2 separate regions of the Homo sapiens genome follow, and region 1 is linked to region 2. The links are chromatin loops, found by intact Hi-C in ENCODE. Cell type or tissue: heart right ventricle. All regions are shown on one strand. Links, peaks and the distances in the headings refer to the core of each region. The heading gives the core; the rest is flanking DNA.

Region 1 (15,536 bases), core at 3,409-11,408, 51 kb after region 2:
AGCTCAGGAAAATATCTGATTTTCAATGCGTGGTGTTGAGTGACACCCACCCCCCATGTGTGGCCAAGGGCTTCCCGTCCCCAGGGTCCAGGTGACCCACAAAGCGTCCTCACAGCCTTGTTGGCCCTCGGCCTGGCTTCCTGGCCCCCCGCAGGACACTGTTCCCCCCCCACCACCTCCCTGTACCCTGTCTTGAGGCCTAGGGCCTAGTGGCCCAGGGTGGCCAATGCAGAGAGCAGTGTGGCCAGCACAGAGAGACAGGTGGCCTGAGAGTCCCACAGATGTCCACTGCTACTCAGGCCCAGCTCCCAAGGCCTGTTCCTCTGCCTCCCAGGCACTGGGCACGTGCTCCATCCCCAAGGCGCTGAGCACATCAGGCCAGACCACGTGGGCTTCCTGCAGGAGGAGGCAGCAGGCCCAGGTCAGGCTGGGTCCGGGAGGCAGGCACGGGGTGTGCTGGTCAGCAGGGCTCACTGCCAGGCCCAGAGGTGTCCTGGCCATGCGGATGACAGAAGGCCAAGTGCGTAGGGCAGAGGGTGTGAAGGGCCTCGTCCTGTGAGCAGGGCATGCGAGCAGCTCCTGGCCTGACCTCCAGCCCCGACACCTGAGGCCTGAGCTTGCCTTGCAGTCATCAGCAGAGCCAAGACTCCCAGATTTCCGGGGCTGGGAAACCGTCAATGCCTTACAGAGCCACTAGGTCCACAGCTGCCCAGGGCGGGGGGCACCTGCTGGGTGCTGGACCTCCCTGCACCCCGTCTTTACCTCCGTGTGTGGATGGGCAGGAGTGTCTGCAGGCCTGGCCCAGGCCAGGAGGAGGCCTGAGGCTTCTGGGGCACCGAGCGACCACAGGCCGGGGTGCGTGGCTCCCCCAGGAGCTCCAGAGGCCCTATGCCCCCTCCCCCAGGAGCCCCAGAGGCCCTATGCCCCCTCCCCTGCAGCGAAGCGAGATGGGCGGGGGCGGGTGTAAGTAGGACAGCGCTTTGTGCGCGTTGCTATGGCGCCGCCGCCGCCCGTGCAGGCTTCCTCTGGGCGCGTTCCCAGGACGCAGAGCCTGCCAGTTGGCCCTCCCAGCCCCTGGCAGGGCCCCATCCCAGTCGGGGGGCCTCAGAGCTTTCTCCACCCACAGGCTGCTGGGGGGCAGACTAATTGTCCCACTTCGTTACACCCTCAAACCCGCAGCACACATGTGCTCACAGCCACGCAGCACACACGTGCTCACAGCCACGCAGCACACACACACACACAGGAATGTGCACATGCTCACACATACATGTACACATGCCACACACATGCATACACCCCACAGCCACAGGCAGGCGCTCAGTCCTTAGCGTGCCCTGGGGCTGCAGCCTCCAGGTTCACACCCAGGCCCCAGGGGCCCCAGGCCAGTGCGCGGCCTCCGAGCAGAGCACACGTGGTGGTGGGCATGAACGTGCAAGGCCAGGGGCTGCCCCATCTCAGCCACCTGCTGAGACTGAGAGGTCATTGCTGACCTTGAGGAGGAGGCTGGGGGCCTAGAATTCAGAGGACAAGCCAACCTGAACCCTACTCCCCACCGCTGGGCCTGTGGGACAGACTCAAGGCCCTGTGCTGGGAGGACTGGGACTTCTGATGCCGGCGAGCTGAGGCTGGGCCCTTCCTGCTGGGCCAGCGCCTCGCCGGCCACTGGATACCAAGCGCCCCATTGGATGCTCACAGCCCCACAGTGGGGTGAGCACCACCAGCCCTACACGCAGGACAAAGTGGCCTAGAGATGGCACGGAGGGGGCCGGGCAGCGACGCTTTGCCGGGGTGTGGCAGGAGGGTATCTGTCTCTTGAGGCACAAGAGGCCTTGGGTGGCCCAGCCTGGCTCCTGTTGTCAGCTGATGTCACAGGGTGGAGAACCTGGGTGTCCGGGGAGACAGATGGCCCCGGGTTCCCTGGCTGCCCTGAAACCTGCTGATGACGACCCCACCAAGGGGCGGGACGGCTTCCTTGCACTTGGCGTCCTGGAGAGGTGACGGGCTATAGGCTGCAGGGTGGGAATGCAGGGAACACCCAGGCCCTCTCTGAAGACCACAGCTGGGCCCTCTGACCCATGCCTCAGCCTCCAGCCCAATGGCACAGAGCTGGCCGAGGTCCTTGCCCCACGCGTGCCGCCACCGGCTCCTGAGGGGCCGGTGGACAGGGACCCGGCGGTCCCTTTACCAACAGGAGGCCCATGGCTCTTGGCACTGCCGCAGAGGCTGTGGCTTCCTCAGGAGCACATCTGTCCTTTGGGGTAAACGCTGCTGCCTCTTAGAATCTGAGGCCCCTGGGACAGGCTGGAGCTGAGGCTGACAGGCAGGGCCCTCGTCACAAAGCCGCTGAGTCCCCCCGAAGCCCTCCTGAGCGCGGCGCTGTATGAGAGGTACCCAGAGGTGCTCTCAGAAGGCAGGGCTGGGTTTGGGGCAGGGCAGGAGTGGGTACCGAGAGGCCCCAAACAGCTTCCTGAGGGAGAGGGGGCTTCACAGAGGCAGCTGCCTCAGTGACCCTGTGGCAGGTGTGTCTGCTGGCACCGAGGTCTTTTAGGGCAATGAAGGAGAAAGGGCAAGACAGGGAGAACTCGGGGGCATAAAGGCCAGGGCGCGGGGGCCTGGCTTGTTCCTGCAGCTGCAGCGACATGCGCCAAGGCTCGCTGTGGGCAGAGGTCTCCGCCACCAAGAAGCGAGGCTGGAGGGCAGGCACTGATTCTCCATCACCACACCCAGAGCCCCCACTGGGACCAGCGAAGCACAAGGCAGCCAGTGCCACAGCCCCACACCCCGCCCGCCAGCTGCCCTGTGTGGTGTGGAGGCGGCTCCGGGGGCGGCTGTTCACAGCAGTGACCCCCGCCTGCTGCACGGCCACTTGAGCTGTCCTGGCTGCTGCCAACGCCACTGTGAAGTATGGTGACCCCATTGGCCAGGGATGGGGTCAGCACCCACGGACGTGGTCGGGGAGGTCACCAAAGCCTTCTTGCCGGAAGTGGCATTTGGCTTGGGGTGTGGAAGAGGAGCACAAATTACCCAGGAGGGCCGGGCCAGGGTCCAAGGAAGGGCCACCTGTGCAGAGACGCAGGGCTGATGGCACAGGCCTTGCCCACAGGCCCTGCCACGGGGAAGGACAAGCCCCTGCCAGCCGGCTGTGAGCCACCACCATCCTGATGACAGACCCACACCGGCAGGCAGGGCAGGCTGCCTGTGGCAGAGTTAGGGGGGTTGGGGGGCGTAGGTTAGAGACTGCCAGATCTGCTGGGGATCCGTACCAACCCATGATGGTAGCAGGTGGTCACTGGATGCCCCGCGCAAGCGCCATCCACCCCCAGAACAGAAGCGCAGCTCAGGCGATGCCATGGCCACCTGTCCACCATTGGCCAGGGCAGGTGCACCTGGCGTGGCCCAGGCAGGACCACTTCTGGTGTTCTGGGCTCGGCAAAACCTGGCCTTGGGCGCCACCTGGTGACCAGACATGGGAGAACCAAGCAGGCAAGTGGGGGCCTGGAGGGGCAGGTGCGTGGCGTTTGGGGGACCTCCAAGGTCAGGGAGCCACGTGCTGTGCAGGTGAGCCACCCTGCAGGCCAGGGGCTGTGTGGAGGGCGGCAGGTAGCAGGGTCTGTCTGGAGTCCTCCCTCCACCCAGCCTGGCCAGTGCGGATGCTGAGCTGTGTGGGGCCCATGTGCACTGGGACTGGTTGAGGGAACAGGCCAGCCATGGTCCCCACTGCAGCAGGGACAGGCCTCGCACGTTCAGCTAGAGGCACCCCCTGGGGCGGGCTATCGGGTCTGCCCTGGCACAGACCTACTGCCGGTGTGGGGTCCATGGCAGTCACTGGGCCAGACTTGGTGGGCTGCTGTGGGGCAGGCCTTGGGGGGCTCCCCAAAGAGAACCCAACCCAGGGGAAGCCTGGGACTGGTGCTGTGCTCTCTGTGGGAGCCACTGATCTCCAGGATGCAGTCCTGCCCCTGTAGGGGCCCGCTGCCCCAAGGCTCTGTGGGATCTGGCCCTGCAGACTCTCACCTGCCTGCCAGGCTCCAACCTGGGGGTCCTTGCTCCAGCCGTCCAGCCTGCACACTCTTCCCCAGGCCCCCATGGCCTGCTCCACAGGACCACCTGCATAGCCACATTGGTGCTGGGATGCCTGCTTTTCCTTTCAGGGGCTGGGTCAGGATTAAGGGCTGGAAGATGCCCTTTCCGGGGAGATGAAACCAGGATGCAAGAGGAAGGGGCACACACGCCCAGGAGCCCCAGGCTGCCAAGAGCACCCTGGGCCTGCTGTGGCCATCTGCAGGCAATGCCCAGACCAGACCACAGCTCAAGAAGGCAGCTGGGCGCCTCGCTGCCCCACGCCTGCACCCTGACATCCCCAGCACGTTTTTTAATTTTTTTTTTCCATTTTTTATTTTTTGCGTGTGATAGTCTTGCTCTGTCGCCCGGGCTGGAGTGCAGTGGCACGATCTCGGCTCACTGCAACCTCTGCCTCCTGAGTTCAAGCAATTCTCATGCTTCAGCCTCCCGAGCAGCTGGGACTACAGGCGCCCGCCACCACGCCCAGCTAATTTTTGTACCCCAGCACCTTTAATAAGCAGCTATCGGCGAGGCCCAGTGGGTTCTGCTGCCCATGCTTCTGTGACCCCGCCCCCATGGCTCACCCCTCCTCCTGCCAGCCAGGCCAGAACCCTGGGTGCCCGCATCCCCTGGTGCCGTCCTCACTGCCCCCAAATCCTTTCCCACCCCCCTCCCCCAACCCCACTGCTGCCCCCAGGGGCACTCAGCAAAGCCTCCAAACCTCCCTTGGCTTGTGGGGCCCAGGAAGCCCTGGCAGTCCTGGCGCTGTCCCCTACCCGCTGCCTGAAGTTCTTCCAGGGCCTCCAGTGTGCCCGGCCCTGGCTCTGGGCTCTGCTTTTGAAAAGTCTTCATTTTCCTTTACATCCCCACGTGCAGAGAAATGCCGGCTGCGCCCGAGGAGCAGAGTTGGAGGGGCCCCCGGGAGAATCTGAACATCCCAGTTTCCTGATCTCTTTCTGGGTCTCACTTTCATCTCTGGCCATCAGCAAGGGCATGCCCCTCCACCCGAAGGCCCTGCCTCTGTGCCAGGCTCCAGGTAAAGGGTACACCCAGCGGGGCCCTGACTCCCCCAACATGGGTGATCCTGGTGGCACACGCACAGAGCTCATGTACACCCAGCCACGCCTGAGGGTGCCGGTTCCTGCTGACCCCCCGTGCCCCACAAGACAGGTGCCCACAGAGCTTTGCAGCATGTTCCCCGACTCAGGAGGCAAAACCGTCCCCCTGGGCTCTGCTCCTGCTGCCCCCGGGGCCCACGCCACCTGCAGAGTGCACCCACAGGTGTCAGCGTGTTGAGCCAGGTGCTGCTCTAGGTACTGGGGATACAAGCAGGAACGGAACAAGTTTGGCGTCTTCAGGGTCTCAGGTGGCGGGGCCCCTGGCATCGTGCTAAGCCCTCTGAGGACGATGAGGCAGGGTGGGGCAGAGCGCAGGCACTGTGGTTGGAGACTGACTGCAGCTGACATCTGGCACGTGGTGCCCGCTGGGGTCCACGTGGCCCACTGGGCTCTCTGGCTTCTCTGAAGCCAGGCGTGGCTGCTGGTGGTCAGAGGATGGCTTGGTCATGCCAGAGCTGGGACACAGCACAGAAGCCAGTCCTTCCTGTGGGAATGGCCATCAGGTGGCCTGGCCATGAGGCTGTTTCTGCCCGTGACCCAGCACCAGACAGCGGCCGTTCCACTCTCACCCTCTCTGGGTGACTGGTACACCCAGAGACAGCAGAAGGGAGAGGGACCTCAAGGAACCCGGCTGGCCCTCCGCATCCATTTCTGTCCCTGTGAGCAGAGCCCTGGTGCCTCTCTAGGCCCAGCCTGCCCAACCTGGGAAGGGCTGGCCTGGGACCCAGAGGCGGGAAGATGGCTCTGTCCTGGCTCCCAGCCACACTGAGCCTCGGGCACCATGCCCTTCTGTCAGCCTGCAGATGCTTGCTGGGCACCCTCCCTGCCCCAGGCCTGGCAGGAAAATGAGGTGACAGAGGCGGCCCTGGGGAGCTCCTTCTGCTCACCTGGCCACCCCTCACCTAGGCCAGAGCCAGATCCCGGCCCCGCCTGACCTTGCCCCGCAGCGGCCTCTGCAGGCGCAGGGCCTCCGAGCTGCCAGGACACGGCTTCTGGTCTTCTTCCTCCCTCCTGGTCCACGCAGCAGTCCTGGGTGCCCCACCCCACACGGCTATGGCCCTCTGTGGGTCTGCCCTTCCCAGCCCTCACCAGTCTGTGAAAGCACTGGGGATGCGGCGAGTTCACGTGCCCGTGGGGAAGGGGCCAGGAAAGACACCAAAGTGGTAAACCGCAGGAACATGAAGCTGTGAGGGCTGGTGACGCCGGGCGGGAAGCCAGGTGGGGAGGCAGGCTGGTGCGTGGCCTGACCCCACCTCGCAGCCGGGAAACTGAGGCACACAGAGATGTCTTGCACATGTCAGGGCCCCAGGTAGGTGGTGGCAGGAGTCTGGGACCTTGGGTGGGCCTCACCAGTCACACAGCCTTGGCTGACCTGTCTGTCCTCCCATCCAGCCAGAGGGACACAAAGACCTCTTTGTCTCTCCACCCTTCCGCCCAGAGCCTCCCCAGCCAGTGCAGCTCTGAGCGTGTCCCCCAGGGAGGGAGACAGCCCCTGGTGGGGACTGGCAGTCCTGGCAGCTGCCCTGAGGCACAGGCCCTGGGGGACTCGGTGCTTTGAGGGCAGGGGCAGGTGATGGAGATCGGCTGGGGAAAGGGAGGCCGAGAAGGCGGCAGTGTGGAGCGTGTGAATTTGTTCATGAACTTAGCTACAAAAATGTCTTTTCCAGTGTCACAGCTCTTCTAGAATTTGACTAGCAGGTTTTCCGATTTTTACTGGAAAGCCCTTTAAATAAAGAAAGAAAAAGAAAAAAAAACGTCTTCCTCAATCAAATCCGAGGTGGTTCCTTCCCCCACCAGGCTGGCTGGGTGGGGAGAGAAGGCTTGAAGCCCAGGCTCCTAGGGAGAGGCTCTGCTCCCCACCCCAGGGCTGGGCTGGGACACCGGCCCTTCCTGGCAGGGGTGTCCTACTCCACAGAGGAGCCTTGGGAGGTGGCCACCACTGGGCCACTGCCCCTCACCAGGCCCAGAGGCCCAGTTCTCAGCCTGAAAAGAAAACCTGCCCTGGGCCCCTCATGACCAGGGTGAGGCTTGTTGGGCACAGAGGGCCTGTCGGGAGCACTGGAACCCAGCGGCCTGGGAGGGGCCCAGGTCTGACGCCTCATCCTGCACCAGGCTCGCTGCAGGCCTTCAGCTCCAGAACTGTGTTCTCAAAATCCTGTTGATGCTGCCACAAGTGGGCTCTCTCCTCCCCCATTCCGGGAAGGTTCTGGGTGAGTGGCTAGCCATCCCTCCCACTGGGAGCTCCAGTATCTGAACTGCCAGCCACCTGCAGCCGCCACCTCACCCCAGGCGGTGCTGCACCCTGGGCTGGTGGGACCAGCCTGGAGGGCCCTCCTGGGGCTCTGGGGCTCATGGACAGCCTCCCACAGAGTGTCTCGGCTGGTCTCATTTCTGTCTGGGAGGGAGTTGGGTGAGCACCAGGGAGAGGCTGAGTGGATGCCCGCCCACCTGGAACAGTGCTAGGTGGGGATGGGGGGGGGGCATCACGGGGCACACACAAGCTGTCGGAAGGGCCGATGTCCACAAGGGACGAGAGTCAGGGGCGCGGCTGTGGGGGTGGAGGCGGCCTGGAAGAGCAGGCATGGCACAGCGGCCGCTGGCTCATGTGGACTGGCGAGGCACTGTCCTGCTGGGGCCGTCCCAAAGGGAAGCATGGCCCGTCACTCCCCAGGCTAAAAACCATCCACGGCTGCCCCTCCTCATGGCTGAAGTGCAGCTCCTAGGCCCTACCCCGACGCTCTCAGGTCCCCTTCTCTCCCTCACCCTGTGGAGAGCGGACCTGCCTCCTGTCCCTCGGAGGACTCTCAGGCCCCAGCCCTGCCGCAGCAGCTCGTGGTCCAGCTTGGCTGGCCCTGCCTGGCCCTCCCGGCTCCAGCAGCAGTGGTGGCTGCCAGCACTCTCACTCTGATGAAGCTCCCAGCCCGCCGACTGGAACAGTGTGTTCACCACTACGGTCTTGCCTGGGAAGAGACGAACTCCTGCACTTCCTGTCACGTTCCACTTCTTGTCCGTGACCAGCTAACCTCCCACCTCCGCCAGGAAGCCTCCCTGGGCTTCTCAACCACCCCATCACATCCGGCCAATGCTTCTTGCGATGGATCCCTCAGAAAGCCACGTGACCTCTGCAGGGGCCCTTGCCCCAGGTCCACGCCTTTGCCCCCAGCACCTCACAGGTACTCGGCAGATGCTAGTTAAATGGAGACTCCACCCCAAGGCTCAGCTACCCTCCCTCAGTCCTCCTCACCCCATGGGTTAGTGGGTTTCCTTCAAGTACCTCACCCAGCAGCCAGGAAGATTCCTCTTCATGTCAAATCGGTCTGAAGGGCACACTAGGCACGCGGTGGCCCTGACACTGCCCCTCCCTGGTCCTTTCCAACAGCACCGAGGACATGGAGGTCGGCCCAGGCTCAGGAATCACAGAGCTAACTGCTCATTTCGGCATCACAAGCACGAGCAGACGAATTTCAGAGACAGAAGCCAACATCCCCACCCCTCATCTTCAGAGGCTCCAGCCTGCCTGGCCTCTGTGGCTGGGTGGCCAGCCAAGGGCTCTGGAATTGGAGAGGCCTTGCTTCTCTACAGCAGGGTGTGACCCGCTCTGGCCTGCTGGCCCTCCTGCCCCAGGGACCGAGTAGGAGGCACTTTTGATTCCACCCGGGCTCTCAGGGGGATGAGGTGGCCTCAGGTGAGAGATCCTGATTGGCCACCCCAGAGCCCCGGTGGAAGGTGCAGCAGAGAGAAGGTCCTTTGGATCCGATAAGCAGAAGGATTTTAAACACTCTCTGAAGCTGTCTGAAGATCTGAGATTTTTCCACTCATTTATTCAGCAAGTATTCGCCGAATGCCTATTACATGCCAGGAGCTAAGGACACTATTTCCAAAGAACAGCTCATCCAAAAGGCATGTGAGTGCCCATTACTGCCAGGACCTGAGGCTGCATGGATGAAGAGACAGATCTTGCCTTGAAAGGCACTGTGGCCTGGCATGGGAGAGACAGGTGAGCCACTGTGTTAGGAGAGCTATTAATAGGGTACAGGAACAGAAGAAACGCTCCACGGCCCAAGGGATGGGCAGGGAGGGCTTCGGATGAGAGCACCAGAACCCAGGGCCATGAACAGCAAAGTCATCTGATGACCTTACTCTCCGCTCAGCACTCAGAACCACCCAGCTCCATGTCCCAACACCCACAGAGGACTGAGGTGGGGCAGACACCAGTGTGAGATGGAGACAGAAGGTGGGGAACTGGCAACATTCATCTGAAAATGCAGCCACAGGGAAACGGCTCGAGACTGAAAGGGTTCTAACACACACTGAAAACCTACCATTCGCTGTGACCGCAGCGGGGACCAGAGATGGAGAGGCAGTGTGCGGCACTGAGTCCTTACCAAATGGGGTCACAGACCCCTGGCAGCTCCGGAAAGACCAAAGAATCCGAAGCGGGGAAATAGCTTCACTTCACTTCAACCTTACTATAGAAAGATACATTTTTGCAGTTGTAATTCACAAGTGGAAGACGTACGGACAGAATAAAGCACTCGTTTAAGACAGTCTTTCCACGATGAGGGATGCCGGTTCACTGACACAGTGACTTTGAGACATAATACTGGAGCTGAATGTTTCACATTAACCAGCTGAATCCTTTAAACCTAAGTGCTAAGTACTGCCCACCTTTCAGAAGAAACTGAAGCTCAAGGGCTCAGCTTTGAAAGTGGCACAGCTCGCCGGTCACGGTGGCTCACACCTGTAATCCTGGCACTTTGGGAGGCTGAGGTGGGCAGATAACGAGGTCAAGAGATGGAGACCCTCCTGGCAACATGGTGAAACCGTGTCTCCACTAAAAATAGAAAAATCAGCTGGGCGTGGTGGCGCACGCCTGTAGTGCCAGCTACTTGGGAGGCCGAGGCAGGAGAATTGCTTGAACCCAAGAGGCAGAGGTTGCAGTGAGCCGAGATTGTGCCATTGCACTCCAGCTTGGGCGACAGAAAAAAAAAAAGAGAGAGAAAGTGGCACAGCTGAGATGTGAACCTAGCAGTCTGGGCCCCAGCCTGCTTTTAGCCACTTGGCCAGCATTCCCTGAGGTGGGAGCTTTCAGAAATCCTGATGTCCAGACTGTACCCTATCCCGATGAAACCAGAATCGCTGGGGTGGGCCCCAAGCACCAGCCATTTCTTCAACTCTCCAGGTAAGTCCATGACTCATGAACTGTAACCAAATTGTCCTTCCCTCCTTTGCCAAGTGACTCTGGGCAGTTCCCTGGGCAAGGGACCACCTGAATCTCAGAATCACCTATGAAACAGATAGTATGAAAAACCTGCCTCAAGGGGTGCTGAGAGCTTAAAATGTACATAGAACATTTTGCACAGATGGCTGGGCAGTGGAGATGGGGCTGCTGGGGCAGCCTGGACCACACCACTCAGGGCCTCGCAGGGACGTGGCTGGGTGAAATAGTGGAGGCCACTGAAGGTTTTCATTCAGAAAAGCCATATGAGCAGAGCCGTGCTTTTAGAAAGACCAAGAGGGCAAATAGGTGAAATAGCCTGAAATAGCCTGCTGGTGACTGGCATAAAAAAAGGGCACAAGCTGAAGAGACCTAGAACTAGGGACACAGAGTCCTAAGGCTGCCTGGTGACCCCCACCCCCACCCCAAAATCTGTGCAATGATAACTACACAAAATGGAAAAGCAAGGCCAAGTGCAGTAGCTCATGTCTGTCATCCCAGCACTTTGGGAGGCTGAGGCAGGAGGATCGCTTGAGCCCAGGAGTTCGAGACCAGCCTGGGCAACATATTAAGACCCTGTTTCAATAAAAAAACAAAAGAACCCAAAACATTTTGTAAGATGCCCTCAGACATGTCCTGACCAGCAGGGGCGACCCCAGACCTGCATATAAGAGGCCTTCAATTAGGGCTCAGCTTGTACCCAGAATCAAGAGCCAAGCTTGCCAGGGCACTGCCCCTCAGCCCCTGCCACCTCGTTCCAGCTCAGCCCACTCCAGGGTTTCTTCTTTAAAAAAAAAAAATTATATTGATTTTTTTGTAGAGATGGGGTCTGTGTTGCCCAGGCTGGTCTTGAACTCCTGGGCTCAAGCAGTCCTCTCACCTTAGCCTCCCAAAGTGCCATGATTCCCGGTGCCACACCCACCGTCTCCTGTCCTACTTCTAACCAGCCTTGAAGGGCCAGTGAGACCCCTCCCTAAGCCACTGGTCTTTTTCCGGCTTGCACTTGACACCTGACCTGACACCAGACATTCACACCTGAGACAGACCAGGCGCAGCTGACTCCCCTCATCCCTTCTCTGACTAAACTGGAATTTCTCCATGGCCACTGGTGGCATGATGGATTCTTCAATCCTCAGCGCAACACGAGGATACACTAGGAGCCTGGTTAATGCTGTTGCCAGTATAAGTGATAAGAATCCTCACGTGTGGCCAAGGATTTATTCAAAAGCTCACATTTCCCCCAGAGTGTTTCTCTTCAACCTATACACATCGTTGTTCTTGGCTCTGGGCCTATCATGCGTTTGCAAGGCTTGCAAAGGCTGCCCCTGTTTGGATCACCTGGAAGATAAAAGCAGGCAGAGAAGACAACAAAAATACAATGGAAGGCCGGGCGCGGTGGCTCACGCCTGTAATCCCAGCACTTTGGGAAGCTGAGGCAGGTGGATCACGAGGTCAGGAGATCAAGACCACAGTGAAACCCCGTCTCTACTAAAAATACAAAAAATTAGCCGGGCATGGTGGCGGGCGCCTGTAGTCCCAGCTACTCGGGAGGCTGAGGCAGGAGAATGGCGTGAACCCGGGAGGCGGAGCTTGCAGTGAGCCGAGATCGCGCCACTGCACTCCAGCCTGGGTGACAGAGAGAGACTCCGCCTCAAACAAACAAACAAACAAAACGCTCCCCCCAAAAAAACAAAAAACAAAAAACAAAACAAAAAATACAATAGGAAAGGGCTAAAAATAGGAAAACTTATTGCTGTCACATAGCGGACTTAAAATAGACAAACAACTGCCCGAAGTGAGCCAGGCACGTCTGCAGTCCAAGCACACGGGCTTCACTAGACTTAGGGCTGGGAGAGGGCCGGAGGCCGGAGTCAGAACACCTCACACAGCCGGGAAGGGCCGAATAGACAGAAAGACTCCCACACCTCCGTCACAAAGCAGTGAAGACGGTTTCATAGCACACTATCACAACTCTCCTCTGGAGAGTGGATCTTTCAAGAACTGTCTCAGAGGTTCTTCTTTCTAAAAATAAAGTCAATTCTTATTTGAGACCCAGGCATCCTCCTGAGGGAGCAGAGCATGAGGCCCCCACCCCCATCACACACATACTTCCTAGGCTGTCTCAACAAGAGCACAGTGACCTGGTCACCTGGGCCTGGGTCCTGGCCCACACACAACCACCCTCACCTCCTTACAGCATGGCCACCAACTGCAGCCAAGGAGGCCACCTGCCCCCAGGCCTGCCTGCTGTGGGCTCCATTAAGGAAGGACTCCTCAGCTGGGCACGGTGGCTCACACCTGTGTCCCAACACTTTGGGAGGCTGAGGCGGGTGGATCACCTGAGGTCAGGAGTTCGAGACCATCCTGGCCAACATGGTGAAACCCTGTCTCTACTAAAAATACAAAAAATTAGCCAGGCGTTGTGGCAGGCACCTGTAATCCCAGCTACTCGGGAGGTTGAGGCAGGAGAATTGCTTGAACCTGGGAGGCGGAGGTTGCAGTGAGCCGAGATCGCGCTATTGCACTCCAGCCTGGGTGACAGAGCCAGACTCCGTCTCAAAAAAAAAAAAAAAAAGGGCTCCGCACCCAGGTCAGACAGTTCATGAAGGTGATAATATATAGAGAACACACACCTCAGACTCACAGCCTTTCTCCACTGCAAGCGTAAGAGACTGGTTTTATTTCAAGAATAACTAAGGGTATATTAACACATGTATCTCAAAGTAACATTGAATTATTGAAGACATACTGTTCCAATACTCAAACAGTTCACAGAGAGGGGACAGGAACCAATGTACTGGAAAAACACACTTGTATTATATGTAAAAATCGATGGCCAATATTTCTCTTATTAAGAGAAAAATACCCAACAAATTAAAAGGTGAAAAGCTGTGCTCAAAAAAAAAATAAAAAAACCCAAAACCTTGCATGCACAAGCTAAGCTCAGACCCTTAAAAACCAGATAGAAATTGACAAAGTCAAACAAAGGAGAAAAACTAGCTGAACTTCTCAAACTAAATTATATCAAATATATGTGCATTTTAGCAAAATAAACCACTAAACTATACTTTGTAGACATATTCATTACATTTATTTTAATAACTACTTCATTATAGGCTGACTGGCTTTCCTGTGTGGATAAAGTGTGATCTGAAAGCAACGCTGACTGAATGTAAATAAAGCAAACGTTCCCAGCCATTTTTGGCATGAACATGGACTACAGCGTTTAATGCAGACCCAAAGCCACACATTTTTGGGGAGTAGGTTTTACTTGCAGTACAGATTCTTTTCATTACAGATCACAAAAATACAATACAATGTGACAAGCCCAGTTTAAGAATTACATGCAGTAGCTCATATTAACACAAACAGCTCCCCACGAAGGCCGACAAGAGCTAAATCCGGTGTCAACAGGGTTCATTGCAGGAGTAGAATAATCCGGTACAAGGAACGAGAACAGATTGAAACCAGAAACAAAGCCATGCCTGACAGTCAATCAAGGTCAATCTGATCATTTCCATGACCAATTACCCATGTGAACAATTCAAAATGACGGTGGAAGAGCTGAGCACCCTGTACTCACACACGATGCCCACAGCTTGGCAAAAGGTACACAAACACTTGTTTGAAAAGAATGACTGAAACGTCTACTTTCAAAGAACAATGGACACTTTTAAAGGGAATGCTGACATTTAACTTTACAAAATGAAATTTAAAATGTAAGTAGTACTCTGGGGAAGAATATGCCTGAAGCGTAACCATGATTTCCCAGTGGTATAATTAAACAGAGCTCTAATTTAAAAACTCTTCCTGGGCTGGGCGCCGTGGCTCACACCCGTTAATCCCAGCACTTTGGGGGGCCGAGGCGGGCGGATCACGAGGTCAGGAGTTCGAGACCAGCCTGACCATCATGGTGAAATCTCAACTCTATTAAAAATACAAAAATTAGCCAGGCATGGTGCCACATGCCTGTACTCCCAGCTACTCAGGTGGCTGAGGCAGGAGAATCGCTTGAACCTGGGAGGTGGAGGTTGCAGTGAGCTGAGATGGCACCACTGCACTGCAGCCTGGGCAACAGAGACTCCATCTCAAAAATAAATAAAAAATAAAAACTCTTCCTCAAGATTTTAAGAGCATTCTAAAATTATGATACAGAAAAGCAATCCTACAACTACTGTGGCCAAAACGTGGATTCCAATGACCTGCCTTGAGCCCGCGGTTGCCAGGAGTTGGACCTGCAGTAGTATGGGAAGCTCACGGCCTAAATACCGACTGCCCTCTGACCCCACCGTCCAGCGATTCTAGAACATTTCTAGTAGGAAAGACATAGCAAGGGATTTTCATGATTGGGAAATACTGAGAGACAAGCTGAAGATTTGTTAAGGGCTATGCTTCTGTCATCTTTTAGGTATTTAAGGCTACTCCTTTAGCTAGCTACTTTGAGCTGTTTAAAGTGACTATCTCCCTACACAGAGTTACACAATGAGCATCTCTGAAAGAGAATATTACCCTGGATTTCCAAAGATGTACTCTAACAGGATGACCAGGCAAAAGGTGACCCGGGGGAGGAGTCTGTTATAACACTCGGACCCACATGTTCTCAAGGCACTTCAGAACTTTGGGAAATCATTTTGTACCGGATCCTCAGAAAGCATTTATGGAAATACACATCCTTTAGAAGAGAGATGCTTCACGCACGACTGACTTTAATGGCTCTTTCAGGCAACAGAGAAACCACCACATGCCCATGACATGAGCTCAGTTGTTCAGCAGGCACCCAGAGGAAGCCTTTAATTCCGAGCAGGTTTCACTGATTGGTCCTGGAGCAGGTGTAGTTATGACATTTACTAAGTGAGTGGTTAACAGCTGACTGCCTAGAAAACCTAGGAAGGCCTGGTCCCTCTGGGTTACTGACAGCGTCTACCCTCACGTTGTAAAACAGCACCGGGGAGGTGTGACAAGGCTGTCCATTTTACAGCCTTGGACAACAGAAGAGAACCATTATGTGCTACATTCAGACTTTCTGATTTAGTTTTAGTATAACCTGACATTGGTAACCCGTCTCCAGTATTCATCCTCCAACTACAGGTATGAGTGTTTCCTTTTTTTTTTTTTAAAGGCCCATTAACTTAATT
Region 2 (15,536 bases), core at 3,287-11,286:
CAGTTTCAGGACATCCTTGGAGAAATGTTTTGAAATTAAGCCTAGCTGTGGATGAGTCTGTCTGTGGTATCTTGCAGGTTTGCCTAGGACGGACCCTCTTATTTGTCATCTGTAGCTTACAGGACAGCAGTAGGAGTCTTTCCCGAGTCTGAAATGATCAGTACCCTCCTCTGTTTTTCTGCATTCCCTATGGCCTATAGCCTATTACTTCATTTCACTCCATCTCCATTATTTAAACTAAGCTAAATGTAATCTTGTATTCGATCATCTGAAACTTCGGTGAGTCACATTAAAGTCTGATCTACTTATTATTAGGACATGGAATAGATTAGGGAGTATTCCTTTTTTTTTTTTTTTTAATTTTTTTTTTTTTTTTGAGACGGAGTCTCACTGTCGCCAAGGCTGGAGTGCAGTGGTGCAATCTTGGCTAACTTCAACCTCCGCCTAGATTAGGGAGGATCTCTGACATCCATTAGCATTAACTAGAAGTCAGACGCATCAGAAGGTTTCTATTTACCCTCTTACTCACTTCTTAGCCCCTTTATTAAGCCACCTCATTTTAAACTGGGCAAAACAGAATCAGCCAAAGAGCTTTGCCAGGTTTGGGACACCCATTCATGACCAGCCAGCAAGAGAGACAGTGAGTTCAATCTGAGAAGAGTCTGGTGACTCCCAGAATAAACCATTCCTTCCTGGCCAGCCGTGGTGGTTCATGCTTGTAATCCCAGCACTTTGGGAGGCCAAGGCGGGTGGATCTCCTGAAGTCAGGAGTTTGAGACCAGCCTGACCAATATGGTGAAACCCCATCTCTACTAAAAATACAAAAATTAGCCAGGCATGGTGGTGGGCGCCTGGAGTCCCAGCTACCCAGGAGGCTGAGACAGGAGAATTGCTTGAACCCGGAAGGCAGAGGTTGCAGTGAGCCGAGATCGTACCACTGCACTCTAGTCTGGGTGACAAAGTGAGACTGTGTCTCAAAAAAAAAAAAAAAAAAACTTTGAGTTTATTTTTCTTCTTTGTACTCTTTTTTCAGTCATTTTAAGACTAGTATTGGGCTGGGCCGGATGGCTCATGCCTGTAATCTCAGCACTTTGGGAGGCCAAGAGGGGCGGATCACCTGGGGTCAGGAGTTTGAGACAGGCCTGGCCAACATGGCAAAACCCCATCTCTACTAAAAATACAAAAATTAGCCAGGGGTGGTGGCGCTCGCCTGTAGTCCCAGCTACTCTGGAGGCTGAGCCAGGAGAATCGCTTGAACCTGGGAGGCGGAGGTTGCATCTAGCCAAGATCGCGCCGCTGCACTCCAGCCTGGGTGATGACAGAGCGAGACTCCATCTCAAAAAAAAAAAAAAAAAAAGACTAGCATTGATTGGCCAGGCATGGTGGCTCACGCCTGTAATCCCAGCACTTTGGGAGGCCGAGGCAGGTGGATCACCTGAGGTCGGGAATTTGAGACCATCCTAGCCAACATGGAGAAACCCAGTCTCTACTAAAAATACAAAATTAGCCGGGCATGGTGGCACATGCCTGTAATCCCAGGGAGACTGAGGCAGGAGAATCACTTGAACCTGGGAGGCAGAGGTTGTGGTGAGCCGAGGTCACGCCATTGCACTCCAGCCTGGGCAACAACAGTGAAACTCTGTCTCAAAAAAAAAAAAAAAAAAAAAGACTAGCATTGATTTTATTACATGTATATAATGGAAAAAAGGAAACAAGATTATCATTGATAAAAATATCAGCTACCTCTTTTTTTTTCCCCACAGAGTCTCACTTTATCGCCCAGGCTGGAGTGCAGTGGCATGATCTCAGCCCATGGCAATCTTCGCCTTCCAGGTTCAAGTGATTCCTGTGCTTCAGCCTCCCGAGTGGCTGGGACTACAGGCGCCCACCATCGCGCCTGGCTAATTTTTGTATTTTTAGTAGAGACCCGGTTTTATCATGTTGGCCAGGCTGGTCTTGAACTGCTGACCTCAAGTGATCCACCGCGCCCAGCCAAAGCTACCATTATTTGAATGCTTATTATGTGCTAAGGTAGATGTCTATATACATAGATACAGTCATATTCATTTTATACATATAAATATGTATGTACATTATATATATGCATATTTTATGTATAAAATGAGTATCATATATATACACTTATATGTGTGAAATGAGTATATTTATACACATGTACAAGTGTGCACACACACTCATTTAATTTAATCTCCATAGTCCACCCCATTTTGTAAAAGAAACTGAAGGTGAAGTTTGGAGAGATTAAGGCACATATTTTAAAAAGTATCAGGGCCTGGTGCAGTGGCTTACGCCTGTAATCCCAGCACTTTGGGAGGCCAAGGCAGGTAGATCAGGTAGATCACTCAAGGTCAGGAGTTCAAGACCAGCCTGGCCAACATGGTGAAACCCCATCTCTACTAAAAATACAAAAATTAGCTTGATGTTGTGGCACATGCTTGTAATTCCAGCTATTTGGAAGGGTGAGGCAAGAGGATGGCTTGAACCCAGGAGGCGTAGGTTGCAGAGAGCCAAGATCACACCATTGCACTCCAGCCTGGCGACAGATTGACACTCCATCTCAAAAAAAAAAAAAAGTATCAGGCTGAGCCAGGTCTATCTGACCAGACTCTGCCCTTTTAGCCACTACACTGTGCTCCCTTTAGAAAAAACAGTTGCAGGCGTGACAGTTGCATTACATTTATTTCATATATTTGAATTAAAATTGGAGACTCAGGCTTGTTGTTTAAAAAAATTCTAAGTGGTCATCTTGTTTACAATTTCCAGGCTATTTCCACACCCCCAGATTTTTGCAGAAAGATAGTCTTTTATCCTGTCTTGTTAAAGTTTATTAACTGAGGTCTGTTGTCTCCCTTAGTGCTATACTTAATCAGCTACTGACAGTTTGTTCTTAAAAACAATCAAAATCCTTGCTAGAGTGGTTGAAAGTTCTTATCCTCCTTTAGCAATAATTGGTAGGATTAAAATTGCATTGCCTGAAAGGCTGAGGTGTTTGCACTTAGATGCTGCAAGGGAGACCTGGTGTGGCCAGGTCTGGAGAGGGCTGCAGTCAGGAAGCCTGCACTCTGCTTGGAGAGCACATGGCTTTGGAGAGCTATGGGCTATTTGTAGTCGGGAGCAAAACTCTCTCTCCTTAGGATCAGGCCTGGCCTTGCTCAGAGACTGCAGAGTCACCCATACCCTGCAGGCAGAACAGCCAGGCACACGCAAGTGCCTCTGCCCTCAGGTTGATCCATGTTGCCATGGGCAGTGTGAAGGCCTCCTCCTGCAGCTGCCTCCTTCCTCTTTATACCTCAAGGGATTATAGGAGGAAAAGTTAAGAAAAGCACTTCTATAGTAATTGACCAGTAACCCTGATTTTTCCGGTGGAAGATTAGGAAATGTCCAGGCACCATGGCTCATGCCTATAATCCCAGCACTTTGGGAGGCTGAGCCACATGGATCACTTGAGCCCAGGAGTTCAAGACCAGCCTGGACAACATAATGAGACCCCATCTCTACTTTTTTTTTTTTTGAGACGGAGTCTCGCTCTGTCACCCAGGCTGGAGTGCAGTGGCACGATCTTGGTTCACTGCAGTGTCTGCCTCCTGGGTTCAAGCGATTATCCTGCCTCAGCCTCCCCAGTAGCTGGGACTACAGGTGCATGTCACCACGCCCAGCTAATTTTTGTATTTTTAGTAGAGACAGGGTTTCACCATGTTGGCCAGGCTGGTCACAAACTCCTGACCTCAAGTGATCCGCCCACCTCAGCCTCCCAAAGTGCTGGGATTACAGGCATGAGCCACCACACCCAGCCTTTTATTTTTTTAATAAAAAGAAAAAAAGTTGGGAAATGGGCCAGGCACTGTACATGGCTCATGCCAGTAATCCTGACACTTTGGGGGAAGGTGAGGCAGGAGGATCATTTGAAGCCAGGAGTTCAAGGCTGACCTGGGCAACATAATGAGACCCCCATCTCTACAAAAACATTTTTTAATTAGCCAGGAGTGGTGGTGCATGCCTGTAGTCCCAGCTACTTGAGAGGCTGAGGCAGGAGGATTGCTCAAACCCAGGAGTTTGAGGTTACAGTGAGCTATGATCACACCACTGTACTCCAGCCTGGGTGATTGAGCAAGACCTTGTCTCTAAATAAATAAATATTTAAAAGTAAAAGAAAATTAGGAAACGAAAATATATCTTAAAGACTTTTAATCATTTTCAACTAAAATATTTTGGATAATACTGCCTTATATTTAGGCAGTATATATTAAAGATTTTCACATGCATGATTGTACTGTCGATGACCCTGCTGTATACTACTGATCTGATTATGAAGTGGTTGGCAGTTATTTATAGTAGTTAGACTTTTTTTAAATTGGTAGATTAATACCTAAAGCAATGCCAAAGTTATCCCAACCAAGGATTTCATTAATTTAGTCATTCAGCAGATATAGATGACTGCCTGCTATGTACAGTTACAGAACTGGACTTTACAAATAGAAATTAACAAACTCAGCCTATTTTTGCCCAGGGAAGCTGATCGCATTGATCATAAAAACCTCATTCGTAGTTTGAAAAATATTTTGTCAGATTATTTTCAGCACAACCTGCACATCTCCTTAAATTTTTTTAATGACCAGAGTTACCCCTTTTAAATAGAATTCTTCGTGTTTACTACATAAAAGTAAAATTCATACTGTTGTCTTGACACTTAGTTTTTATTCATTTTGAGATCTAAGACTGAAAAGTCTACTTGTTTAAATCCCCAATCACCTATTTTTTTCTTAAAAAGTGATTTATGTCATACCACTGTAGCAAATAATATGTTAATGTTTGTTTCATTTTCCTGAAAGAAGTAATGATTTTTACTTAGTGGTTAAATATTTTATAATGAAATTTTTAATGTTTATGTAATAAGGCAAGATTTTTGTTCATAAGGTATTCTGAAGAAAATTGAAAAATGTTTTATTACTAGTACATTGCAAATGTCTTGTCACTTCTTTAACATAAGACATAAATTTTATCTTAGAAAGTGTATCTGGCCATTGCAGTGGCTCATGCCTGTAATCCCAACACTCTGGGAGGCCGAGGTGGGCTGATCACTTGAGGCCAGGAGTTCGAGACTAGACTGGCCAACATGGCAAAACCCTATCTCTACTGAAAATATAGAAATTAACTGGGCATGGTGGCGCGCGCCTGTGATTCCAGCTACTCAGGAGACTGAGGCACAAGAATTGCTTCAACCCGGGAGGCATAGGTTGCATTGAGCTGAGATTGCACCACTGCACTGTGACAGAGTGAGACTCTGTCTTTAAAAAAAAAAAAAAAGTGTGTCCATCTGAAGAACTTTTAATTACAGCTAATGTCAATATGTACTGCTAAACCTTTTCTTACTTTTTTTTGATATATTAAAAGATCACATACTCATTTAATTACCTGTAATAATTTTACTTTTTCAACAAATGTCAGCATTTCTTTGTTCATTGGCCAGAGAAGGAACCCTGCTTTGTTTTTTTTCTTTCTCTCTGTAATTGATTAGATTTTCTGTTTAATTTGTGCGAGTTATTTTTGTTAATTTTTTTTTTTTTTTACTTAATTTCTTTTAGAAACATGTCATTCAGGTTTATCAAAAGGTAGGATTTATATATACACATTTATTTTTCAATCCTCACTCCCAAATGGCTCCTGCAATTAACATTAGGTTTGGCTTTCTGGCCCTGTTTTTTCCTTATAAACTAAACTTTCTGCTGATAACTAAATACTTAATTCCTTGAAAGGAAATTGAAAAGAAATAGATTAACTCTGTCAGGCATTTTAAAGGGACTATGGTACCCATGCAACAAAAGGCTGATGCATGCTCTGTGTATTTTCTTTCTTTGGTAGAATTATTTAGCATCCAAATAATTCTGTCTTCATACTAATAACACTTAGCATGCTCCTGTTTGAAGAATGAGATGCTCAGTAATGTTAATGTACAATTAATGATTATCCACAGGCATGCAAAAGGTAAGTATTAGTTGTGTTATTTTTATTTCACTGAGGATGGAATTAGCAAAAGGCTTTAAAATGACAGGAAAATTAGCTAATACAGAAAACAAGCATAAAATTCAAAGCTACAGCCTCATTTGATTTGGCTTTTTCAGAAATTAAAATGTGAACAGCTGCGTAGCAGAAATGTTTTAATATTTTCAGAGTTGAAAGCCACTTTCCAGCAACCACTGAAGAAAGAGTATCTCATTATTTTTACTTAAAGCACTACAGAAAGTGGTGTTCTGATTTTATTAATATTTTTTAGGCCAGGCATGGTGGCTTATGCCTGTAATCCCAGCACTTTGGGCGGATCACTTGAGCCCAGGAGTTCAAGACCATCCTGGACAACATGGCAAAACCCCGCCTCTACAAATAATATAAAAATTAGCCGGGCATGGTGGCACGCATCTGTGGTCCCAGCTACTCAGGAGGCTGAGGCAGGAGGATCACCTGAGCCCTGGGAGGTCAAGGTTGCAGTGAGCCATGATCATGCCACTGTGCTCCAGCCTAGGGGAGTGAGACCCTGCCTCAAAAAAGAAAAACATATTTTTTGATGGTGATAATCAAGAAACCAAAAATATTGCTTTCTTAATGCACACATGAGGCAGGAAATCTTTCCTGAAGGGCTACATTGTACCTGTGCCTCTCAAGTCACCAGAAGGCCAAGCTGCAGGTCAAAACTGCGGGAAAAGCACTTTCTTCCTGTTGGCAGTTCCATTCTATTATTATTTTTTAATTGATCTTCCCACTTGTCTGATTTTTCCTTGGACAGAACAGGTAATAACTGAATATAGAATCCAGCTGATAGCCTCATTGGCTTTTAATTGGAAACCCATTATACTGTGTGGCACAATTAGAAAGTGAGAATAACCCCATTCTGAGGCCGAGTGTGCTCAGGCTGAAGAGCCAGCAGGAGTGCCCGCTGTGCGTGCGTGGTGTGCGGTGTGTGCAGTGTGCAGCGTGCAGCGGTATGGCATGCAATGTGTGTGATGTATGCAGTGTGCAGCATGGAGCTGGCCCCTGTGCACACCCCTGCAGCCTTGTGGAAGAAGGTAGCGCTGGCTCAGTCAAATGAGAGGAAGAGTTTTCATAAGCCCGGCTGGTGTTTAAAACGTGTTTTGGCTTTGTTCATTTTATGGTGTTGGTGTTGGTATTGGTGGTCATGTACTGGCATGTAAGATTTCTTTTCTCTTTCCCTCTTCTCTCTGCTTCTACATTCTGTTCATTGAGGCTTCCAACTGAATATGAGAGGAACGGGAGATATGAGGGCTCAAGGTGAGGGAAATGATTTTTACTTAAAATTTTTTTCAGGTGTTTACTTCATTTCTGTGGCAGAGGCGACTATTTTCTGAATGTTCCCTACTGTATTCCTGCTGTCTCTGTAGGAGTTACGTAGAGAGGGTGGCCACAAGGGGGCGCCAGCCTGCCATGAGCACCGTCCAGATCCAGCTTGGCCTCCGCTCTACATTTGTGTTTGTGTTCAAAGCACGGCGAGGCCTTCAGCCTTCCTGCCTGGGCGTTAACAGCCTTTGGAGGTCTGGGTTGGGTAGCAGTGCTCAGAGAAATAAGCCCTCAGTTCATCACTGACCCCTCACATGGTTCTCTTCACAAGGAATAAAAGCAAAGTACTTAATAGAATGTCCATATTTCAAACTAGATATGTTTTCTTCTAAGAATGGTGATTATATAGTTGAGTGTTTTGCTTTTCTTTTTTTTTTTTCTGAGACACGGTGTCGCTCTGTCACCCAGTCTGGAGTGTAGTGGCGTGATCAGGGCTTACTCGAGTTCCCAGGCTTATGCGATCCTCCCACCTCAGCCTCCTGAGTATCTGGAACCACAGGCACTGCCACCATGCTGGCTAATTTTTGTATTTTCTGTAGAGATGGGGGTCTCGCCATGTTGGCCGGGCTGGTCTCAAACTCCTAGGCTCAAGTGAACCTCCCACCTCAACCTCCCAAAGTGCTGGGATGACAGACATGAGCCCCCGCACCCAGCCTTGCTTTTCCATTTTGTATAGTTATCATTGCATGGATTTGAGGGGAGGCAATCACCAGGTAGCCTTAGGACTCTATGTCCCTTGTTCTAGGTCTCTTCCACTTGTGCCCTTTTTTTATGCCAGTCACCAGCAGGCTATTTCAGGTCCTCATTCACCGTTTGTCCTTTTGGTCTTTCTAAAAGCCCGCTTCTGGTCATATGACCTTTCTGAATTAAAACCTTCAGTGACCTCCACTATTTCACCTGGCCACGTCCCTGCGAGGCCCTGAGTGGCGTGGTCCAGGCTGCCCCAGCAGCCCCAGCTCTGCTGCCCCATCAAGGCAGAGCACTAGGGTGAGTGCCAGGCAGCATTCCCTCTCCAGGCCTACCCATCCCAGCCAGGAGCAGGCTCTAGATCCTGGTTTGTTTCCCCACCCATAATAGGAAGGTGACATAATAGGACCTACGTGGGCATCAAGTAAGTTGGGGCCTGACCACCACAAGTGCTCATTAAGTGCCACCAGCTGTTGTGGGGGTGATGACACTGTGCCTCCAGTTCCACTCAGTCTGTGTACTTTATTATGCCACAGACACATCCTGTACTTTCCTACCTCCCCTTTGGCTGTGATCCCCTCTACTCAAAACAAACACTCTTCCCTATCTTCATTGCATTTTGTTGAAATCCCATGGCTCTTCATAGCTCTCCTCAGATGCAGGCCCACCCCCACCCGTGCTGTTTCCTCCTTGTCTCATCCTGCCTGTCACGTTCTCCTGCTCGGCGGGCTCCACCTCTTCTGCTGCCCTCTAGGAGATGGCCAGCCTTTCCTGTGCTGCCACTGTTGTCTCACCTTACAGTCTTCCTGGCTCCAGATGAGTTTGAGAGCTTTTGCTTATCTTTGTAACCCATTTAGTATCTAACGTGGCATTTTATACATAGGAAGCTTCTCTCATCAGTATTGGTGGATGTGAACCAAATTGAATACTGGCAGGTTGGTGACACGGAGAGCTATGTGCATATGCAAAAGCTGTAGCCCCTCACCTCTGGTTAGTTGGCCATAGGATGGAGTGTACTTAAGGTACATAGACTATTTTACTCCCAAGAATGCTAGGCACTCACTGTCTTAATTGAGGCCACCAGATACACACATGAGAATATAAATAACGGCTTGTGGCAATAATGACTAAATGCCAAGGAGTGGCTGGTAAACCGCGGTGTTCCCTAGAGACCCCGGCCTGGGCTCTACTTAGGCTGCCTCTTGGACATCAGACCAAGGCTTACATTCTGAATCCACAGGGCATCCACATGGGTGGTGTCAGTCCCCCACAGACAGAGAAGTGTCCCGTTGCATTTTTCCATCTATTCCAGTAGTAAGATTGTGTCATTTGAGATTTTCTTTAACTGTATAATTGGACGTTTAATTAACAAACCAGAGAGGAGGAAAAACAATGAGGTGGGTAGAGCATCATGTTCAGCCTCAGGGCTGTACAGCAAAGCAATTTTAGACTGCGGATGTTGAGTCTCCAGTTACCCTGAGTGCCAGTTACAGTGATTCACATCTGAAAGAACAGTACTGCAGGAGAGGGACAGCCCAGGGTGGATGGGTGGGGTGGGCAGGAGCTGGCTGGCAACTCCTTCCCTGAGCTGGGCCTGCAGAGCCCTGAGGAGTGGGGCATGCTGTCCTTTTTGCCTGATTTCCAAGGATTCTGCTTAACGAATTACTTCGTTCATTTTAGTAAGCACAGGTGGCTGGTGAAGATTTTCCAGCTAGGTAGATCTTTTTGTGTGTGGCTTATGACTTTTAGGGGGTGAGGGAAGAAAATAGACGAAAATAGACTTAGTTACAAATGTGAGTCTGTGCAGGAAAATGTGGAGGTCAGTCGTTAGTTGTGTTGTATCAAAGACGTGAATGAGGAACTAGCTGAAGTGTAAGAGGTTGATTTTCCTGTACGATTAAAAATAAACCTGCCTCTATGCATTTCAGTCGCAATGTATCTGCTGAGCAAAAAGATGAAAACAAAGAAGCAAAGCCTCGATCCCTACGCTTCACCTGGAGCATGAAAACCACTAGTTCAATGGATCCCGGGGACATGATGCGGGAAATCCGCAAAGTGTTGGACGCCAATAACTGCGACTATGAGCAGAGGGAGCGCTTCTTGCTCTTCTGCGTCCACGGAGATGGGCACGCGGAGAACCTCGTGCAGTGGGAAATGGAAGTGTGCAAGCTGCCAAGACTGTCTCTGAACGGGGTCCGGTTTAAGCGGATATCGGGGACATCCATAGCCTTCAAAAATATTGCTTCCAAAATTGCCAATGAGCTAAAGCTGTAACCCAGTGATTATGATGTAAATTAAGTAGCAATTAAAGTGTTTTCCTGAACACTGATGGAAATGTATAGAATAATATTTAGGCAATAACGTCTGCATCTTCTAAATCATGAAATTAAAGTCTGAGGACGAGAGCACGCCTGGGAGCGAAAGCTGGCCTTTTTTCTACGAATGCACTACATTAAAGATGTGCAACCTATGCGCCCCCTGCCCTACTTCCGTTACCCTGAGAGTCGGTGTGTGGCCCCATCTCCATGTGCCTCCCGTCTGGGTGGGTGTGAGAGTGGACGGTATGTGTGTGAAGTGGTGTATATGGAAGCATCTCCCTACACTGGCAGCCAGTCATTACTAGTACCTCTGCGGGAGATCATCCGGTGCTAAAACATTACAGTTGCCAAGGAGGAAAATACTGAATGACTGCTAAGAATTAACCTTAAGACCAGTTCATAGTTAATACAGGTTTACAGTTCATGCCTGTGGTTTTGTGTTTGTTGTTTTGTGTTTTTTTAGTGCAAAAGGTTTAAATTTATAGTTGTGAACATTGCTTGTGTGTGTTTTTCTAAGTAGATTCACAAGATAATTAAAAATTCACTTTTTCTCAGTAAAATCTTGCATTGTCTCCTAATGCTGTATTTAACACATCCTCAAGTTGAGCAGAAGTAATGTGTATGAAGGCTTGGGGCCACGTGGACCTTCGCAGGGGTCCCAGCATTTTGTGATTACCAGCATATTTTTTCTCCCAAGGCAATAAAGAGAGAAGATGGCCCTCATGGTGACCCAAGAAGGAAGGGAATCCAGAGCAGCTGCAGCTTAACCCTGGGAGTTGTGGCACAGCCCTATGGAGAAACACCAGGTCTTGACAGTTCTGGGTTGGTTCTCTGTGAAGTATGTAAATTTCCTTTCTCCTTTCTTGTGATTCAGTACATGAATCAGACCTGCAGCTTTTGTCCAACACCTACATGGTTGTGTAGGGGTAATGAGCTCATAACTCATTGTGTTGCTTTATTCTCACAGGGAAGTTGTCACACTGATTGGTGTGCTATTCTGGGTTCTGGGTTTGTTGTTGGTCAGAGTATGAAAGTCTGGAGGCCGGACACAGTGGCTCACACCTGTGAACCCAGCACTTTTGGGAGGCTGAGGCTGGAGGAACATTGAGTCTGGTAGTTCAGGACCAGCTTGGACAACATGGTAAGACCCCATGTCTTCAAAAAATAAAAACATGGGCCAGGGGCGGTGGCTCACGCCTGTAATCCCAGCAATTTGGGAGGCTGAGGCAGGCGGATCACAAGGTAAGGAGATCAAGACCAACTTGGCTAACACGGTGAAACCCCGTCTCTACTAAAAATACAAAAAAATTAGCCGGGCATGGTGGCGGGCACCTGTAGTTCCAGCTACTTGGGAGGCTGAGGCAGGAGAATGGCGTGAACCCGGGAGGGGAGCTTGCGGTGAGCCGAGATCGCGCCACTGCACTCCAGCCTGGGCGCTAGAGCAAGACTCCGTCTCAAAAAAATAATAATAATAAAATAAATAAATAATAAAAACATCAGCCAAGTGTGGTGGCACACCTGTGGTCCCAGCTCTTCGGGATGCTGAGGTGGGAGGCTTGAGCCCAGGAGGTTGAAGCTGCAGTGAACTGTGATTGTGCACAGCACTCCAGCTTGGGCAACAGAATGAGACCCTGTCTCAAAAAAAAAAGAAAGAAAAAGGAAAAAGTCTGGACAGTCAATCAGAAATATTGTTGTCTCTCTCTAGCGTGGGCAAGGCACTGTTGTGATTGAGATCCTCAGCAAAACAGACACCTCTCTCCTTGAGCCTGACATTCTAGGCAGTGGATAAACAAGTAAGTTACCTAGTATGGAGCACAGCAGCACGTGTGAGAGAGCGCAGAGCAGGCACGGGTTTCATCAGCACTCTGGGTGTGAAGAGTGCTGCTTGGGCAGAGGCCTGGGTGGGCACGTTCACACAGATTTCTGGGGAAGAGCACTGCTTGGGCCTGAGGCCTGAGTGCATGGCGTGCCTGGAGCAGAGCGTAGAGATGCTTCTCCTACATGGCAGCAGCTGAGGGGATGACAAGGGCCTTGTGGCCTTGGGCTTTCAGAGGATCACCAGGCAGCTATGTTTGGAACTCACTGAAATGGGGCAAGGAGAAGCTGGGAAAGCCGCCTGGAGGCTCTCAGCAGTAATACAGGCAAGAGGTAGTGCAGCCTTGGGTGAGGATGGGCCTTGGCGCTGATGGTGGTTGGGTTTTGGACATGTTTTGAAATAAGAGGCAACTGCATTTTCCCTGGAGTTGGATATGAGGTGAGTAGAGCCAAGGACAGCTTCATGATTTTTGATCTGAACAGCAAAAAGGCCGGAATTGCTGTTTGTTGAGATGCGGAATGTGGCTGGGGAGATGTTTGGGAACAGGAGGGGAAGAAGATGAAGAGAGCAAGCTGGAATGTGCTGAGTTTGAAGTCCCTTTAAACACTGAGTGGCAACGTCTAGTGGGCAGTTGGATAAACGTGAGGGGTTCGGCCAGGCGCAGTGGCTCACTCCTGTAATCCCAGCACGTTGGGAGGCCGAGGTGGGTGGATCACGAGGTGAGGAGATCGAGACCATCCTGGCTAACACGGTGAAACCCCGTCTCTACTAAAAATACAGAAAATTAGCCAGGCGTCGTGGCAGGCGCCTGTAGTCCCAGCTACTCGGGAGGCTGAGGCAGGAGAATGGCGTGAAGCCGGGAGACGGAGCTTGCAGTGAGCCGAGATCGCGCCACAGCACTCCAGCCTGGGCAACAGAGCGAGACTCTGTATTAAAAAAAAAAAAGTGTGAGGGTTGGGAGAGGTCGGGTCTGGGAGAGACCATAGGAAGCCCTCAGCAGGTGGAAGGCTCCTGCTCAAAGCTGTGAGACAGAGGAGAAACCAGGACTGAGCCCTGGACACAGCACGGGGAGAGGCCCCGGGGAGAAGAAGTGAAGCTGGCAAGGCAGCAGCAAGGAGGGAGGGCCCTCCAGGTGTCAGGCAGGTGGACATCATGACCTAAGGCTCACCTTGCGGGAACTTTCTAACTTGACTTTTAGCAAGTAAGTCCCCTTCCCTCTCTCTGTCCAGTGCCTTTCAGAGTGGAGTCCTCTAACGGAGCTGATTGTGCCCAGTCACAGACAGTGAGGACTTCCCCAGCTTTTTTTGCCTGGTGCAAGCTGGTTTTTATATCCCATTAAAGCATCATAAAGCCAACCCGGACAAGAGAATTGGGATGTCTCTCTGCACACATGAGCCTTTTTGTTTGTTTGTTTGTTTCCCCGGAGACGGAGTCTTGCTCTGTTGCCCAGGCTGGAGTGCAGTGGCGTGATCTCGGCTCACTGCAAGCTCCACCTCCTGGGTTCTTGCCATTCTCCTGCCTCAGCCTCCTGAGTAGCTGGGACTACAGGCACCCGCCACCATGCCTGGCTAATTTTTTTGTATTTTTAGTAGAGACGGGGTTTCACCATGTTAGCCAGGATGGTCTCGATCTCCTGACCTCGTGATCCACCCGCCTTGGCCTCCCAAAGTGCTGGGATTACAGGCGTGAGCCACTGCGCCCGGCACACATGAGCCTCTTTAAGGAGATCTACACACAGACTTCTCTCCCCCTTTGCTGTCCTTGTCTGTCACTGTCCCTTCTGCTGAGCAGAAAACCAAGGAGATGTTCTGCCATAAATTACTTCCTCCTCTGGGTAGATGTTTCTGAGCTGTTCTATGAAATTCATGACTACGAAACTGACTTCCTTAAGATTCCTACCCCAAGGCCAGGCGCAGGGGCTCATGTCTGTAATCCCAACAATTTGGGAGGCCGAGGCGGGTGGATCACCTGAGTTCAGGAGTTCGAGACCAGCCTGGCCAACATGGTGAAACCCCGTCTCTACAAAAATATAAAAAAAAATTAGCCAGGCATGTGGCGCACACCTGTAATCCCAGCTACTCGGGAGGCGGAGACAGGAGAATCGCTTGAACCCAGGAGGCGAAGGTTGCAGTGAACCGAGATCTTGCCATTATGCTCAAACCTGGGCAACAGAGCAAGACTTCATCTCAAAAAAAAAAAAAGATTCCTACCCCAGAAACACCCATCACAGCAGGTTCCTGTGCATAATTTCTGCAGAGGTGGAGCAGAGCCCTGCCAAGCAGAGGCTGGGCCACAGCGGACTTCCTCTTCCTTATCTTTGTAGCTGGGACTGATTTTGAATTGTTTTCCATTTTTGCATTCTCAAGGACACATTGAGTACTAGAAGTTAAATTCCTTTAAGAAAAATGAGTTTCTGGAATGCCCTGATGCAGTGGCCACTCTTTATGCTCGTATTTTCTTGAGGGGCTCACTTGTCATAAGCAGTGGCTGCGTTTTAATGTGTTACTTGGTCAAATAAGGAGTGCGTGTCTCAGAGACTAGTATTCATCCACAGAAAGTTACCCAAGTGCGTTATGTTTATAAGACTATGTTACTAATTGATCTTGGCTTGATTTTCATGGCAACATGGGTAGTATTCCCTTTACGAAGGTTAAAATGTGAAAACTCATTCATTACTAAGGTTCCAGGCCCTTTCTATAGATTCTCCATTCTCAGAATGTGACATTTTTATTCTGCATACAATGAATTTTGAAAAGGGATATTCTACGACCATTGAAAATCAAAAGAGACTGCATTTTTCCCTCATCAACCACCTGGAAATCTCTCAGAAGTGAGGTGAGACACCTAGTGGGGCTGTGCTGCTGGTTTGATTTACCTGCCAAGCAGAGCATTCTCCTAATCCTGACAATGGTGTTCCTCTTCGTTGAGTGCCGACTTCCCTCTCTTCTACATCAGGCACATTAGAGGAACCAAAACCATACTCCTACAAGTAAGTGAGGTGCCCAGCTCTCAGGCCACCTTTGCATTTCTGAAAGTGAGGGTCCATGCAGAAAACTGTTACAGAAACATGACTGGCTTTTAGGAGCACAGCCGTGATCATTTTCACAGCATATGCTTCTCCAAAAGCCTAGACAATAATGATTTCTATTTTATTTTATTTTATTTTTTTATTTTTTTAAGACAGAGTCTCACGCTGTGGCTCAGGCTGGAGTGCAGTGGCGCGATCTCGGCTCACTACAAGCTCCGTCTCCCGGCTTCACACCATTCTCCTGCCTCAGCCTCCCGAGTAGTTGGGACTACAGGCACCTGCCACCACGCCTGGCTAATTTTTTCTATTTTTTAGTAGA

Evidence for each region. Hi-C counts contacts between places; a loop is a spot of excess contacts. Peaks named below come from ENCODE experiments on the same cell type or tissue, not always from the same donor. Only the 100,000 strongest peaks of a DNase experiment are listed, where the experiment ranks them.
Region 1: a loop joins it to region 2, with 2.9 times the contacts of the local background. A loop is called at or near these places in 98 of 110 quality-filtered maps.

Annotation. Positions count from the first base shown.
Region 1 is chr14:103,543,498-103,559,033 of GRCh38, forward strand. It overlaps LOC124903392 (a long non-coding RNA gene), which reads right to left and starts at 9,984. Exons shown (of 2, transcript XR_007064357.1): 1 at 8,458-9,984; 2 at 1-8,143. BAG5 (BAG cochaperone 5) reads right to left here. Exons shown (of 2, transcript NM_001015048.3): 2 at 13,054-15,536. It also overlaps the pseudogene RNU7-160P. RefSeq lists enhancers at 51-772, 3,718-3,767 and a silencer at 3,428-3,477. In heart right ventricle, for the core only: CTCF peaks have their summits at 3,476 (motif pointing left) and 3,693; DNase peaks (open chromatin) are centred at 3,444, 5,929, 8,094 and 8,695; H3K4me3 peaks cover 1,942 bases; H3K27ac peaks cover 6,401 bases.
Region 2 is chr14:103,492,899-103,508,434 of GRCh38, forward strand. MARK3 (microtubule affinity regulating kinase 3) reads left to right here. Exons shown (of 18, transcript NM_001128918.3): 16 at 5,604-5,630; 17 at 7,258-7,302; 18 at 9,984-10,933. The coding sequence ends at 10,329. LOC112268130 (a long non-coding RNA gene) reads right to left here. Exons shown (of 2, transcript XR_002957595.1): 2 at 14,502-15,536. Among named protein-coding and RNA genes, the nearest start is that of CKB, 22 kb to the right of the region's middle. In heart right ventricle, for the core only: CTCF peaks have their summits at 7,443 (motif pointing right) and 7,643; a DNase peak (open chromatin) is centred at 7,463; H3K27ac peaks cover 2,442 bases.